Regions from separate parts of the Mus musculus genome. Here all the other regions are linked to region 2. The links are chromatin loops, found by intact Hi-C in ENCODE. Cell type or tissue: heart. All regions are shown on one strand.

Region 1 (5,000 bases), 570 kb after region 2:
GTATTTGGAGAGGCAGCAGAAGGACCTTTTCTTTAGTATCATGCCGTGGATGAGAGCCTGAGCATCTTCCCACCCAGCAACAAAGCCCTTTATAAAGAAGAACACTGCAATCAATGCCCTTGAGTTGACCTAGGAATGTAAATTTCATGGTGGCACTTCATCAGTATGAACTTAGTTTCTGTATATAGAGTTAGGGTCGGAGACACAACATTATGGCCATATTTAAAATAACAGGGAAGGAAGCAGACAGGAGCCAATGTGTGAGACTCAGGTACCATCTCTGCTAAAATTGTAATGATGGAGCCTGGCACGGTGCCACAGGCCTGTAATCCCCATTCTTGGTACACTGAGGCGGGAAGACACCGAGACTGAAGCAGGTTGAATGATGTAGAGATTTTGAGACTAACTAGGACTACAGAGATTTGGTCTTTTAAAAATGCATGAAAGTCAGGCAGTGGTGGTGCACGCCTTTAATCCCAGCACTCGGGAGGCAGAGGCAGGAGGATTTCTGAGTTCAAAGGCAGCCTGTTCTATAAAGTGAGTTCCAGGACAGCCAGGGCTATACAGAGAAACCCTGTCTCGAAAAAAAAAGAAAAGAAAAGATAAAAGAAAAACGTATGAAAAATGGTCTCCAGCTGCAGTAGTCTAGAAGCCCAGGAAACAATAAAACATTGGCCTTGTTCAAAAGTAGAGGACTTTCCTCGATTGATGCTGAGGCAAAGACAGGATTGATGCAATTTAATTCCTCATTTTTTTGACATAGATCTGTGTTTCCAAGATTTTTTTAATAGCCCTCGAATCTTACCCTTACAGATAGTGACCCTGTGCTGGGAGTGTGGTTCAGTGGGTAGTGCCTCCTGACATACACAAGGCCCTTCAGTTTGAACCACGGCTCTTTGTGTGGTGTCACTGTGCTCTCTCATGGCTATTAGATGCCACAGCAGTGACCGGCTGTCTGTCTGTACCGCATTCAAATAAATACCTCACACACACAATGAGAAGCCGTGGGGTGGAGAGAAGTAGAGCCCCTAGGCTAGACCTGTGTCTGAACTGGCTTTTAAAACTTATGAGCAAGTTACACAGGTAAATCTCCTCACCTAAAAAATTGGAAAGCCATGGGCTTCTGTGAGTGTTAAATGGGATGTATTCCACTCCAGCTCAGCAAACGTCAGGGCCCTTCCTCATCACGGTCCACACTGCTTGCTGTGTGTTTAGACCTGGCTAGCAGCCAGGGTGCAGCCAGTGCAGGGTATATGTAGATCAAGTCTTTCTGGCAGTCCATGCTTAGCCCTCTTTATGCACTAGGGAGTAACTGGCTCCTGATGTTCTGGGCGGCTCTGCCTGTTGTGAAGATTGACAGTGTTAATAAATGTTTTGTCTTTCTAGGGAAGCTTAGCTCCTTAAGTCTTTGACCTCTGAAGTGTGGTCACCTTCAGCCTTCTGTGCTTCAGAGAACAAACCTTGAAATTTTCTTTCTGTAACTGTCTTAGTTCAGGTTCCCATTGCTGTGAAGAGACACTGTGACCAAGGCAACTCTTAAATGTTAAACTCTTAAATGTTAAAGTTAACATTTAATTGGGGCTGGCTTACAGTTTCAGAGGTTCAGTCCATTATCATTATGGCAGGAAGCATGGTGTGTGCAGGCAGACATGGAGAAGGAGCTGAGAGTTCTACATCTCCATCCGAAGACAGCTAGGAGGAGTCTCAAAACCCACACCCATGGTGACACACTTCCTCCAACAAGGCCACACCAATTCCAACAAGGACATACCTCTTAATTGTGTCACTTCCTGTGGGCCAAGAATATTTGAACCACCACAGTAGGCAACAGAGTTTATGGACTTTAGACCCCAAATAGTCATAGTATAGATGGGGGCTACCAAAAGCCAGCTGGGCAGGGCACTTCCAGATGTTTAGACCTCTATGAAGGCACAGAGAGAGCGCTCCACAGGACATCCACTGCCACCCTGTGACATCAGTAAGAGGAGGAAAAAATATTTTTCTCAGCTAAGAGGGCCTGCCTTGGCTTCCCCACCCCCACCCCCCCTTTTCAGATCCTCCTGAATTGCCCAGGCTGACCTTAAACTTTGATCCTCTTACTTAACTCTGCCTAGCATCTGGGCATCCAGGCAGACAGGCATCCAGGCATCCAGGCATCCAGGCAGCCAGGCATCCAGGCAGCCAGGCAGCCAGGCAGCCAGGCAGCCAGGCAGCCAGGCAGCCAGGCAGCCAGGCAGCCAGGCAGCCAGGCAGGCATGTGACACTACACCCAGCCAAAGTGTCTCAGTCTTACATCAGGCATCGACTTTCTTCATTAAATGAATTAAATAAAAAAGCTAGAGAAATGTCAATATTGTTGTTTTGACACTTTTCTGCTGAGGTTGCTGAGTTCAGTCAGCAGGCTGATACCGACCCCCAGTGGCAGAGGGAAACATCACATCATCAAGTGCAGGTCCTAGCGAAACAGTCAACTAGGAGGCCTGTCCAGTCCTGTCACCTCTGCCCTGGCCTGCCACACCTTCCTGAATAATCACAGGGGGGCTATGGAGGTCGAAAGACTACAGTTTGGAATGGGAGGACTTTTGAATCATATACAAGCCAGCTAGCCCTGGAATGATGGAAAGTTCCTGCTTATATCTGTGTCAGTCATGGGCAGGGCTAAGCTCTCAGCTAGCTTTCTGTTCCTGCCTACTCAAAACTCAAGCTGAAGGTGGGAGTGAGGATAGGTAGATAGTTAATAGATAGATGATAGTTAATAGATAGATGATAGATTATAGATAGATAGATAGATAGATAGATAGATAGATAGAGATAATGACTGATAGATATATAAATACATATAGAGGACTGACATATAGACAGAGATGATAGATGATAAATAGATATGACTGATAGATACATGATAGAGAGAGAGATACACATGTGATTGATATATAAAGATGATAGGTAGATGATAAGTAGGTAGGTAGATAGATAGATAGATATCACTGATGGAAAGATATATGATTGATAGATGATAGATACATAGACAGGCAGATGGACAGACAGCTAGATAGAAACAGACAGTAAAGCTCCATTCTTCAACCCAGTTCTCTCCAAAGATCTGATTAGCATAAGGCAAAATGATAGAGAAGCTATATTATTTTAGGTGATATCATAGGGCTATGAAATATGTGTAAGGCTACCTGCACCTGTGGGATTCTGTTCAACTTAGGGAGGAGCTAGGACTCAGTAGCCAATCAAACCACTTCGGAGGCACTTGGAGTTCTGAGTGGTAAATGTTGCCTGTTCCCACGAAAACATATATTAGATAAGGGCCAACTTCTAAAATACATTCTTAGTCAACAGCTCTGTTACACTGCATCATTCCAGTGTTTGATGAAAGTGAGCATCTCTCCCACACAACTGTTTGCTTTCAAAAATATTTAACCCCCTCATACAAGCCAACTTGAACAAAATGTTCCTCAGAAGTGTGGATTCCAGAAACGCCATCCAAGAGAATCAAGTAATCTATATCTCTTATTCCAAATGAATGTATTCTCATTTACTAGGTTAATTGTATTTTCTCCTAGTTAAACCTCTTCACACAGTCTAACTCGAGAGTTTTTGAATCACACAGTTTTAACAGCATTCTCAATCAGCCAACACGATATCAGGTAAGTACTTGTTAGCCATTTCTCTATTGTGTGTGACTCCTTGTGTGACTCTCTGTATGTGTGGAGTGGTGCAGTCTTCATATACACTATGAAGTTGTACAGGGCAGAGAGAGTGGGGTGTTAGGAACTTCAAAATCAAAAGAGGTCAGCCTCTTTGTCCTTTCTCCTTTTTGTTGTTGGGTTTTTTAAATTTTGTTTTGGTTTTTTGCTAAAGAAGAGATGTTGTTGTTGTTGTAGCTTTATTTCTTATTTTCTTAAGATTGAGTTTGACCCCAGGGCCTTGCCTATGCTATAGTCCTAGGCTATTCTATTTTATTATTTTGAGATAGAGTTTCACTAAGTTTCCTGGCTTGAGTTCCAACTCACTGTTACCCATGGACGGCAGGACATGGATTGGACTCTCATTCCTCCTGCCTCAGCCTCTCTGTGACCTGAGACTACAGGCCTGCAGCACCAGGCTCAGGCTCAGCAAGAAGGACTGCTTTTGCAATGTTGAAAACAAAGTGTTTCCATAGTTTTTTTTTATGTGAGAGGCTGTTGCCTATGTGTATGTCTGTCCATCCTGTGAATGCTTGGTGCCCACAGAGGTCAGAACAGAGCATTGGATCCCCCCTGGAACTGGAGTTACAGATGGTTGGAAACCACCATGAGGGTACTTAGTTTGTTTCATCCCTTATCTTCCATTGATAGAAATAAAGCAGGGATTTTTATTTCAACCTAACAGAAATAGTCAAGTGCTTCTACTGTGCATTTATCATGAAGGAACTTGGTCATGTATGATTAATGACCTAATTAGAAAAAAAAATCTCCATTTGCCTTTCTTTTTTTAATTAATCATTTTATTCATTCACATTTCAAATATCATCCCCTTTCCTGGTTTCCCCTCCACAAACCCTCCTATCCCATCCTCTTCCCCCTGCTTCTATGAGGGTGCTCCCCCACCTACCCACCGACTCCCACCTCACTGCTCTAGCATTCCCCTACACTGGGGCATCAAGCCTCCTCAGGATCAAGGGCCTCCCCTCCCACTGATGTCAGACAAGGCCATCCTCTGCTACATATGTATCTCAAGCCATGGGTCCTTCCATGTGCACTCTTTGGTTGGTGGTTTAGTCCCTGGGAGACCTGTATGGTCTGGTTGGTTGATATTCTTTTTCCTTGTATGCTTGTCTTGATGATTTTTCTGTTACCAGTTAAGAGGAATTTTAATAGTTAAAGCTGCCAGCCTTTGCTTGGGATCTGAGTTAAGAAGGCTTTTATACCAGTGTGCTAAATGCCTTGAACTTAGAGCTGTTATTTCCCATCCTGGACTCTTTCGTTTTTGCAGTCAACTTTACAAGGCTT
Region 2 (5,000 bases):
CCAAGGGTTCCCAGTTGTGGAACTCACCCTGACAGAAGTGCTGAACACCACAGTGTAAGAGCCTGGGGTGGTAAGGCAGCCTGGGGTGGCAGAGAGGTTGAGTGTGGGGGTGGGGGTGGCAGGGAGGTAGAGTGTGGGGGTGGGGACCCCAAGAGTCATGTAAGCCTCTATGCAATAGACATCAGTCATTCACATGAACCTGTGGGGAAGAACAAAAATTGCTTTATTTTTTATTTCTGTGAGTCTATTCATTAGAAGGTATGCAGTTATGCAGGAACACCTTCTTGAGATAAAAAAGAGACATTACTATGTTGAGTGCACAGATTTTAAAATGATGTAAGCTTTTGGGATTGTTAAGCTGCAAGATTTTTTTGTTTGTTTTGATATGGCATTGGCTTCATTTCCCACAAGGAGCAGAAGGAGATGGACTTCCCAACCGCAAGATGATGTGCACTTTGAGTTTTGCTTTTGTTCATGAAATCCATCTCGGCCCTTTACTGTCTGTTATTCTGTCCTTTGGACAGTCTTTCTGATCTTCATATTTCTGCCATCTTCTCCATTTCTCTGCAGTCAGACCCACCCATGTGTTCTGGGAAAGACTTGGCTCAAGAACAGATGAGCTTCCAGCTGTATTCCTTAGGAAACACAATAGTGGCAGTGACGTTTGGGGCTGTCAAGTAGATTTCTATGTTTCATGTGAACAAGAAGAGCTACATATAAACTACAGGTGACCTTAGCACTAAATACAACATCTGCTTCAGGCTAGTGACTGGGCAGTTGTTACAGCCTCACTGCCACTGCACCAGGTGAGACAGACACCACCCAACTTCCCTCCTACTGAGGCTTTAGACCTATACATCAAAGTTTCCAAACCTTGTCCTCTAAGAACCAAGTCGGTCATGTGATCCAGAGTGTTCTGGGTACCACCCAAGCCTTGATTCAGGGGCCTACCTGCCTTCCCCTCCCTGGGCCTCATGGCAGTTGGAGGCCAGCCAGCAGGTGACAGTGGCAATCTATGAAGCATCTCTAGTGGCTCGGAGGCCCCTTGCAATAAGAGAGAACTTGCCCAAATGTGATTTCGCTGTTGTAAATTCTGCCCCAATTATAGCCTGACTTCCTCCCTCTCAGGAAGCATTTCATAAGCATCGAGGCATTCTGTCTGATAAAGTCGTTCTTTGCCCACATGAAAGGACTCTGCTCTCTGTGGAGAAATCTCAAGCCTGCTGAAGAGCAGTTGTCTGGGGCGACGACCACAGCTTGTGTGTTTGGTTGGGCTACGGGTCCAAGAGCTGCCTTTCTTCCTAACTCTGTCACTTCATAAATCACAACAGGACTCTTGGGTTTCCAGAGCAAAATGTGGGGTAGAGAGCCCTGGGGTTCTGCTGGGGACCCCAGAAACCACAGGCTGCTTACAGAGCAAAGCCCCAGTGTATCTGAGCACCCAGCGCTCCTTGGACCTCATCTCAGAACAGGAAAGTGTTGACTGAAAATGTGTCTGGGGAAGGGTCGATCCTGCTCACTGACACAATCTGGTCCGTACCAGGTATCTATCACCGCCTTCAAACAAGGATATATTTGTAGTATCTGATTTATTTTCAGGGTTGTAGTTTTAGTAAAATTTTATTAAGAAGTAATACGGCATCCAAAAGCTAGTTTGCACTCAATAGTTACCTTCCTAGTTCTGATGTCTTTCTAGATTTTGAAGAATATTAATGCATTTGCACAAAACATTATTTTTCACTCCTGAAACTGGATCACTGACACGTTGCAGTATTTGTGCCCTCCAGGAGAGGTCTCCCCTGACAGTGACAGGCACTTGCTCCCAGGGAGAACCCAGTACACATGAGATGCTTTCCAACTTTGTATTTATGAGTCCAGTTACTTCGATAAACTGTGCTTGGAATACTATGCCCAAATCAGACGTTCTCCTCTTGCTCTCAGTGACGCGAATAACACAATCCCCTGTGTTTGTAGATTTCTCTTAGCAGAGGAGGAAACTTGAAAGAAGTGTCCCAAAGTCCCCTCCCAGCTTCTACTCCTTCAGAAATATTTCTGGTCTTCTTTTGTTCTTTCAAATGTCCCTTTGGACGAGATGTTCACTGAAGCGTTATGTGCCTCACTGGAGACTGATGTACATCGCTAACAACGACAGAACCTCCTTTGGGAGCGTCCAGGACGACTGGGCAAGGTAAACCGTTCCAGGAAGGCGCTCCTTTCCTGCGGGCTCCTGAGGTCTGTGCCATGTATCTTTGGTTACGCTGCTCAGATCTGATGAGGAGAGAAAGGGTCAGGGTGGGGCAGCAGCAGCTGCCGCCTCTCACAGGGCCACAAAGCAAAGAACAGGAAGCTCTGGCAGGGCAGGGTTCCCCACAAGCTCCTTGAAGGCTGGCAGCTCCTCTTTGGAGCCCGACTTCCCTTCATCGCTGTCTCCTTTACTTCCTCTTTCTACCAAAACACTAACGACATTTTACCACAAGGGGGCAGTGCAGGGGAAGAAACCAATCATCTGACTTGGTGCGTCCTTAGGGAAATTATTCTGTCAGGAGCTTGATCTTTTCTGTCCTCCTTCCTCCCTCCTTACAGATAATTCTATATTCAAGCCAGAGTTTCCATGAAGAAGTCGTCAGTCCCACAGCTTACCTAACAGGGTCCTGCGACATGCGTTCTGAAATAGGCTTGCATTTGATTAAGATTGATTGATTTGATTTGCCTCTTTTGGATACAAGACATAAAGCAATTATGATTATGAGGTATTTTTTAGAATTATCTGTTTCAGGCACTATTGTAAGGATATGCAGAGTAAGGAGGCCTCTGAATGTAAAATCCATTCTCTGTATACATATATATCATTTGACCAAGTCCCCCAGTTAGTGGGAGTTAGACCCCCTAAGTTGGCACAGCTGGGTGTTTCCTGAGGACTTTAGCTATAGGATATGGAGGTGACATTATGATCTCTAAGTGGCTGGCTTATGACAGGGGCTAGACTTTCGCACTGGTTGTAAATGTCTTATTGTTCCAATTGTGCTGGCAAAGAGAATACGTTATGACCACAGCTCAGCCATAAAAGCAAACTGTCACTATTACTTAGACCTTAAGGAGCACTACGGGGGCTCCCTGGGAATTTATAGAAAATGGATAAAATCAGGTTTGCAAGGCTATTTTTAGATAAGAAGGCGCCAGGAGCAACTAAGGATCTGGCCTTTGTTCTACCGAAAGAAGCCTGGATAGACTGACCAAGGACCTCACCAGGGAGGAATCCCCAGAAAAGCAACAGGAAATATTTGAAAGACACAGCAGGGTTGCTTGGATGCCCTAGTAGAGCAGGGTTTCCCTAGTATCTAATCCGCCATCAAAGATTCACTAAAACTGAAAGGAAAGGAAGTGCTTAGAATAGCAGAGGAGTCAGGGAAGGCCAGGTCTGCACAGTTTGCAGAAGGGAGGGAGCGTGCTTCAGCAGGCACTGAGGTTAGTCCTACGCTTATGTGCAGGACCATCCATAAGAGTACATCTCAGCCTGAGGAAAGGACAACACTGAGTACAGAGCTCAATCATCGCCCCCCCCTAGCATTCTGTGAGGAAGTGGATTTTGAGTGTAGCTGGTGTGATTGACAGCCACCGGGCCGTGTCTGGGTCTGGATCCTTTACTATATCACCGGCTCTGGGGATAGGGTGTGCACCCAGAACAAAGTAAAGAAAAGCAGGATTTAGCTCTGCCTCTGAGTGTTGAGTATAATTTGTATTTTTCCTCCCTGCTCATATGGCTCTTGCTCTGGGGCTGTGTCCTGGGTCCCTTCAGCCCAGCTCTACTGTGAGTTCCCAAGGGAGCCTGATATCAGTAGAATGAAGCCATTAGGCAGATAGATTGAGTTTTGCCACCAAAAACTTGGGAATAAGGAGATCCATATATAGTTTAATGGCAGGTTAGTTAGCATTGTATCTAAACTCCATCCCCACAGTTACCTGGCAACAGCCAGTTAGGCCTGACCTACTATAGAAGGGGCTGCTTGCCCCCCTCCTCCCTCTCTTACTCTTGCTTACTGCTTGCTTCTCTCTTGCCATCTTGGGCTCTTCCCTTCCCCCTCTCTCCACATGCCCATGGCCATGGCCAGCTTCTACTTCTTTACTCTCTCCCTCTCTCTGCCTTTCTCTGCCTCTACTACCCTCTTAACTCCCCTTCCCATGCCCTGAATAAACTCTATTCTATACTATACTATTGTGTGGCTGGTCCCTCATGGGGAAGGGATGCCTCAGTATGGGCCCACTGAGACATCCCACCTCAGTCACCACAAGAGATCCACGCTTGCTAGCCCAGAACTGGTAAGCCCCCATCCCTTCCCATCTGCATGGTCCCAGGGGAGAGTTCCTGAGCTCGGAGCTACCCCTGTGTTGTCCTTGAGGATGGAAGACATTCAGTTTTTCCCTGACCCTCGTTTTAGGACTTTTTCCCTTGGGTGAGATTTCCCTCTCCTTGTAGACAGTTTCTCGAAGCTGAGAAATTCCTGGGTTTGGATGAACTGGCTCAAGAGCACAGGCTCTGAGCGTTAGCCCCCAGCCATCACAAGTCGACCTGGTGGTCTGGCCTGTGCTAGAATCTCTCTTAGGTTGTTAATGTCCTCAGGACACTGGTAGGGGCAGCTAATAACCCTATTCTCTCGCCCAGGGGTCAGTATTTCTCTGCCTGGTCCCTACTTAATGGGATGTCTTGGTCTAAAACAATATCTCTACATCAACACTAAACTGGCACTTTCTTGCTAATGATCCATGTGGCAAACTTTCCCCTCCCCCTCTCTCATTTGCAGCCTGCTGCAACTACTAGTCCAGCCAGTTTGCCTGAAAGGCAGGTCTGGCTCTGTCTCCTGCCAGGGACTCTGCTGCCCTCCCCCACTCTTACTCTCAGCTCTGAGTCTGTCTCACTGTCTTCCTCAGCCCGCTCACACTCCACCAATCCCTGATCATGTGTCTATCTCCCCACCTTCCTGCACACTCAAGGGGTTCCCTCC
Region 3 (5,000 bases), 210 kb before region 2:
GTAGAGTAGAAGTTGGCTGATTAGCTTGTAGGATGCATAAGGGATGCTACTGCTATTGAGGAATCCACTTTCATTGAAGGAATTTTAATGATAGACTACTTAATATATAATGTATTATAAAAGGTACAATATAAGATATAGACATGTTAATGCAAATATCACAAAAAATATTCCTCTCTTCAGGCTAGTAATACGTCAGGATAGTTCTGACTTTTTTTTTTTAATTTCTATTCTTATAAACCAAGAATAACATCAGAACTTTTCCATAGGAGTAAATACACCTTTCATCATCATTTGTGAAGATTAAAGTCAATGGCATTAAGAGAAATAGAGTGGGCTGGGGATTTGGCTCCATGGTAGAGTACCCTATAGCATATGCAGCTCTGGAAAGAAGAAGGAAGCGCCAGAACTGCATGTGATTCCGCTTCTTTTGTCCGTTCTACAGTGCCTGAACACCTGCTATGTGCTGGGCCTGCATTTGGGTGGTTTGCTTATAAACACCAGTGCTGTGGTGGGTGGAGAATCACATAAACAACTGGGCTATAGCAATGCAGAGAGGTCGGGACCATGCATTTCACAGAAAACCTTTACAGGGTGTATCTTCCTCCCTCTGCGTTCTAGCTGCCATTCAGCAGTGGCGCTCAGAAGGACGGATAGCTGCCTGGCTACACATCCCCATCCTGCAGAGCCACTTCATTGCCCCTGCTGCTTCCCTGGGCTTTTGCTTCCACCACGCAAAACCCCATTCCTCAACACTGACTCTGTGGCTGGGAGAAGGACCCAGCAGACTCCCGGGATATGCTACACACCAAGTTGGAGTTGCAGGTCAGTTTTGGACTCAGGAACTGCCTTTTCACAAGTTTACCATGTCTCCTTGAAGCTGGGCTGCTAGTCTGTCAGTGAATGCTGGTCAGTGAGTGCTGTGTGACTGTGCAACGGTGGTGTCGTGCTTTTCAAAAAAGAAAGGGTGTCTGCCCCGTGAATTACAGGCTAGCATAGAAAACAAGTGGAAAAGCAGCCTTCCCAAAGGCTACATTTAACATGCTTCACACAGATATTTGAGCTTCTATTCTCAGTAGTGACACTGAATTGGGAGAAGGAAATAAATTATACTCCTTAAAGCATATGTCAGTACAAGGAAACATGAAATTCTCCAGAAAGTAACTTTTTTAGTGGGGAGAGGTTATGGTGATTTGAGTATATTGCAGTCAGACACGTGTGCGCTAGCAAACCTAGAGCATGTTCAAGAAGGCAAGACTAGATTTGAAAAGGTAAAACTGTGAGTATTCATTCAGGTACTTCAAAGAGTAATCTGCGGACACAGCCATTAAGGAGCATGGTGGCATTGGTCAAAGGGTGGGCGTGTCCTCATGGGGTACTCCATGCTCTGGCTGTGGCCAGCTGTGGTCCCAGCCATCGTTTGTGATAGTTGCTGTCAGGCGTTCATGTTAAGGACTTGCCCTTCATAACCTCCCAGCTTTATTTCCTTTTTGACACAAGGAACCCCATTTTGATTCTGATGAAGTTCATGACTGTTTCTGCCTAAATATGCGCTAAATTATAACATTGTATAGGAAAACTTTTAGGTTGAACTTGAAGCAAGGCAAACTAACCATATGCTTATTTGATTATTACTTCCTAAGACTTTACATGGTTAATGGGTCAAGTGGTAGCAGCTTAAGATAGAACAATGGAGCTAGGTTAGAGCCTTGAACAGTCAGCTTCAGAAACAGGAAAACCTCATTGCAGAGGGCATCGAAATCGCCTAGAGTGTTTTCTAAAATGAATGGCTACTTCTGTACCCACAATTCTGATTACAAATTTCTCTGCCAGCTGTTGCTACTGCTGTTCCCAGGAAGTCCTTGAGTTCCTAAGGTGGGTAAAAAACTAAAATAGTAAAGAATCCTTAAATAAATAAAAGAAGATTGCAGATTAATTATTACCTTAGTAATTTGCATTTTTGTTTCCGTATAATGTATACATGGCTTTACATGTATAGTCTGCATACCTACAGTGTCTAAAGAAGCTGGTTGGGGGTGTCCACTAATATCTATCTGTAGCCTTCCTGCCCTGCAGCAAATAGACATTCAGAAACTTTCTATGGGCTCTACCTCAAAAGATTCTACCCAATAATTTGGTGATGGCCTGTTGTATCATTAGAAAGTCATGCAAAACTATTTTGTGTCTGTGTGTGTAAGGTGGATACCAGAGGACGGCACTGAGTGTCATTCCTCAGGTACCATCCACCTTGCTAGATAGCAAGCCCCAGGGATCTTCCACCTCCTAACACTGCATCTATCTACAGATGCACCTATGCACCTCACTGTACCTGAGTTTTTATATGGATGCTAGGGATCTGAACCCAGTTCCCCACGCTTGTCTGGGAAGCATTTTACTGACTTCAGAAAACTTCCCAAACCTACTGTATAACATAGGGACCTCCCCCATGTCAATTCCACCAGTCTATGTTTCTTTATCCAGATTTTTTAATAGTACCCAATGCAAGCTAGTTATACATGTACTTAGTCTCCCCAGCAGTATGCACAGTTCATGAAGCCAGCCATTCTGTGTGTTGTTCACCATGTTTACTTGGGATAAAGACAGAGCAAGTACGAAGTAGGGCCCGAGCGTGCCATGGATAGATGGACTAACGGGTGTAAGGAGGGTGGACTGATGGATGGATGGGTGATGATATCATCGAGCAGGAGGGAGTTGCTATGTCTTGATGGAGCAGTGCTGTTTATGGGAGTGCCCATTTGGAATAAAGCCCAGCTCTCCCGCTGATGGCTGTGTGGACTCCGTCACCTGAGCTATTGCACAGGAGACACACAGTGCCTAATATGCTTTCGGAACTGTTTAATTCCAGTCTTGTCTTAGTTTAGCTTTATACTGTGGCCAGCAGGGGTCGCTCGGATTGTGCTTACTATCTTTTCTCTCTGAGTTGGTGCTGTCAGTGAATACTGTAAAGAGCCGTGGGATAATCACAAGTCCTCAGTTCTAGACTTAGGTTCCTTGGCATCCTGTCCCTTGGATGTCCAGTTAGATTTGCATCTTACGATCCTTTCCTCACGAGAGTTAAGATCCTTACTGCTCTCCTTTCTAGCCTCGAAGAGTACCAAGTGCAGTGTTTCATTTTAGCTACTTTTTAATGTTTGAATTTTAAAAATGTATTTTATGTATGAGTGTGAGAGTGTGTGTGTGTGTGTGTGTGTGTGTGTGTGTGTGTGTGTGTGTGTGAGGGAAGGGGTGCAAGTACCCATAGAGACTAGGAAAGAGCCTCAGATCCTGGAGCTGGAGTTCCAAGGAGTTATAAGCCATCTGAAGTGAGTGTGGGAACTGAGCTTGGGTCCCCTGCCAGGAGAGTATAGGTTCTTAACCTCTGAGCATCTGTCCAGCCCCTCAGTTACAAACAAGCTCTCTTTTCACATGGTTCACCTATGTATGCTTGTTTGTGGTTGCTTTTTCCACTTTCTGCTCTGAATAACTTAGCTTTCATTTGTCTCCTCTCCATTGGACACAGTGAAAAGTTGTGTTGTGTTTTCCACTGTATTTCCAGCACCTGGTAAAATACCGTATACATAATAGGAGCTCAGCTAATATGGAAAGGACTTCTGTATGTTACATAGAAAGACTCAGAAAGGAATATTAAAAGAGCAGATAAATATATAAAAAATGCCTATATCCCATAAGGATATGTTGAAGTTAGCCCATTTCAAGGGTTCTAGTACAAATCACTAAAGTGTTATTTATGGTTTTGACCCAGGATTTGCCCAAACAAAACTACTAAAAATAGGGGGCTGGAAAGATGACTCCGCAGTTACAAGCACCCGATGCTCCTCCAGAGGACCAGAGTTTGATTCTTGGCATCCACATGACTCAGAACCATCTGTACTCCAGTCCCAGCTGACCTGCTACCCCCTCTGGCCAGAGGCAGGGCATGCACACAGTACAGACATTCTGTAGGCAAGCCACCCATAGTAAGATAAAGGGGGAAAATCTAAACAGTAAAAAGAGGAAAGAGGAAGGACAGTGGTTTTGGTCCTAGCATCTGGCAGAGTCCAAAGTGCACGGAGCAGTGTATATGATGGATGAGTAAATGGAAGTGCTGGGCTGGAGCTTTAGGCATGAAAATAAAGCCTTCCAAATGTGTGTGTGTGCTCTAGGACAGATGCACACACAGTAAGGAAATGTAACTGGCTTCAGGCAGGTCGTTATGGATATTGAGATAGTTGGGATCTGAACAGCCAGGAGGCAGAGATCTGAAATCTGTGCTGTGCTTCAAAAAGTAAGAATTAGAGCAGAAAGGCCAGTGTGTCCTCAGTGCTTTAAGCACTGCAGTGTGAATGCTTGAATCATATTAGAATCCTAATCCCTGGGGTGATGGCAATAATAGATGAGGCCTGCACAAGTGGCTTGGTCCTATGGGCGAAGCTTTAATAAGACATTGGAGCCCTTAACAACAGTGGCCTAAGAGGCCCAGCCTTAGGCCCCTGTGGGAATGCTCTCTGTGAGAAGTAGCTCTTCCAAGACACCTGTATGTTGGCACTTTGACCCTGGACTTCTTAGCTTCTCAACCTGTGAGAAAGAGAGAGTTCTAAGTTCTCAGTAGACAGTTATTTAGAGAGCCAGATGGGCTGCAGCTTGCACTCTCACTTGTGTAACCACCAAAGAAAATGTTACTAAAGGATAAAAAAAGATCTTCATTTGGGTCATGAAGACATAGACAGTCATGCCAGTGATTATTGTACAAATTTAACACACACATTCCAAACTTTTGGAAGAAAGGAAGGGAGGGAGGGAGGTGGGTGAATAGGAGTAAAAGAGAGGGGGAAGAAGGGAGGGAGGGATGGGAGAGAGAGAGAGAGAGAGAGAGAGAGAAAGAGAGAGAGAGAGAGAGAGAGAGAGAGAGAGAGAATGAGAATGAGAATGAGTGAATACTAGTCAATTGAGTAATGACCTCCTTGCTGGAGAGGTGTTTTATAGTCTTCATGACTGAGGTA

The links. Hi-C counts contacts between places; a loop is a spot of excess contacts. Peaks named below come from ENCODE experiments on the same cell type or tissue, not always from the same donor. Only the 100,000 strongest peaks of a DNase experiment are listed, where the experiment ranks them.
Region 1: it touches region 2 in a loop (7-fold over the local background); 20 of 42 quality-filtered maps call a loop at or near these places.
Region 3: it touches region 2 in a loop (4-fold over the local background); 15 of 42 quality-filtered maps call a loop at or near these places.

Annotation. Positions count from the first base shown.
Region 1 is chr3:36,633,031-36,638,030 of GRCm38, reverse strand. Trpc3 (transient receptor potential cation channel, subfamily C, member 3) reads left to right here. Exons shown (of 12, transcript NM_019510.2): 10 at 3,573-3,656. Among named protein-coding and RNA genes, the nearest start is that of Gm35856, 19 kb to the left of the region's middle. In heart, a CTCF peak has its summit at 2,419 (motif pointing left); no DNase peak of the experiment used is centred here.
Region 2 is chr3:37,201,590-37,206,589 of GRCm38, reverse strand. No RefSeq gene overlaps it. Among named protein-coding and RNA genes, the nearest start is that of Gm36168, 20 kb to the left of the region's middle. In heart, CTCF peaks have their summits at 1,779 and 2,479 (motif pointing right); a DNase peak (open chromatin) is centred at 2,369; H3K4me3 peaks cover 901 bases; H3K27ac peaks cover 646 bases.
Region 3 is chr3:37,412,526-37,417,525 of GRCm38, reverse strand. It overlaps Nudt6 (nudix (nucleoside diphosphate linked moiety X)-type motif 6), which reads left to right. Exons shown (of 5, transcript NM_001291044.1): 2 at 622-825. Among named protein-coding and RNA genes, the nearest start is that of Nudt6, 4.6 kb to the left of the region's middle. In heart, a CTCF peak has its summit at 2,894 (motif pointing right); a DNase peak (open chromatin) is centred at 2,765.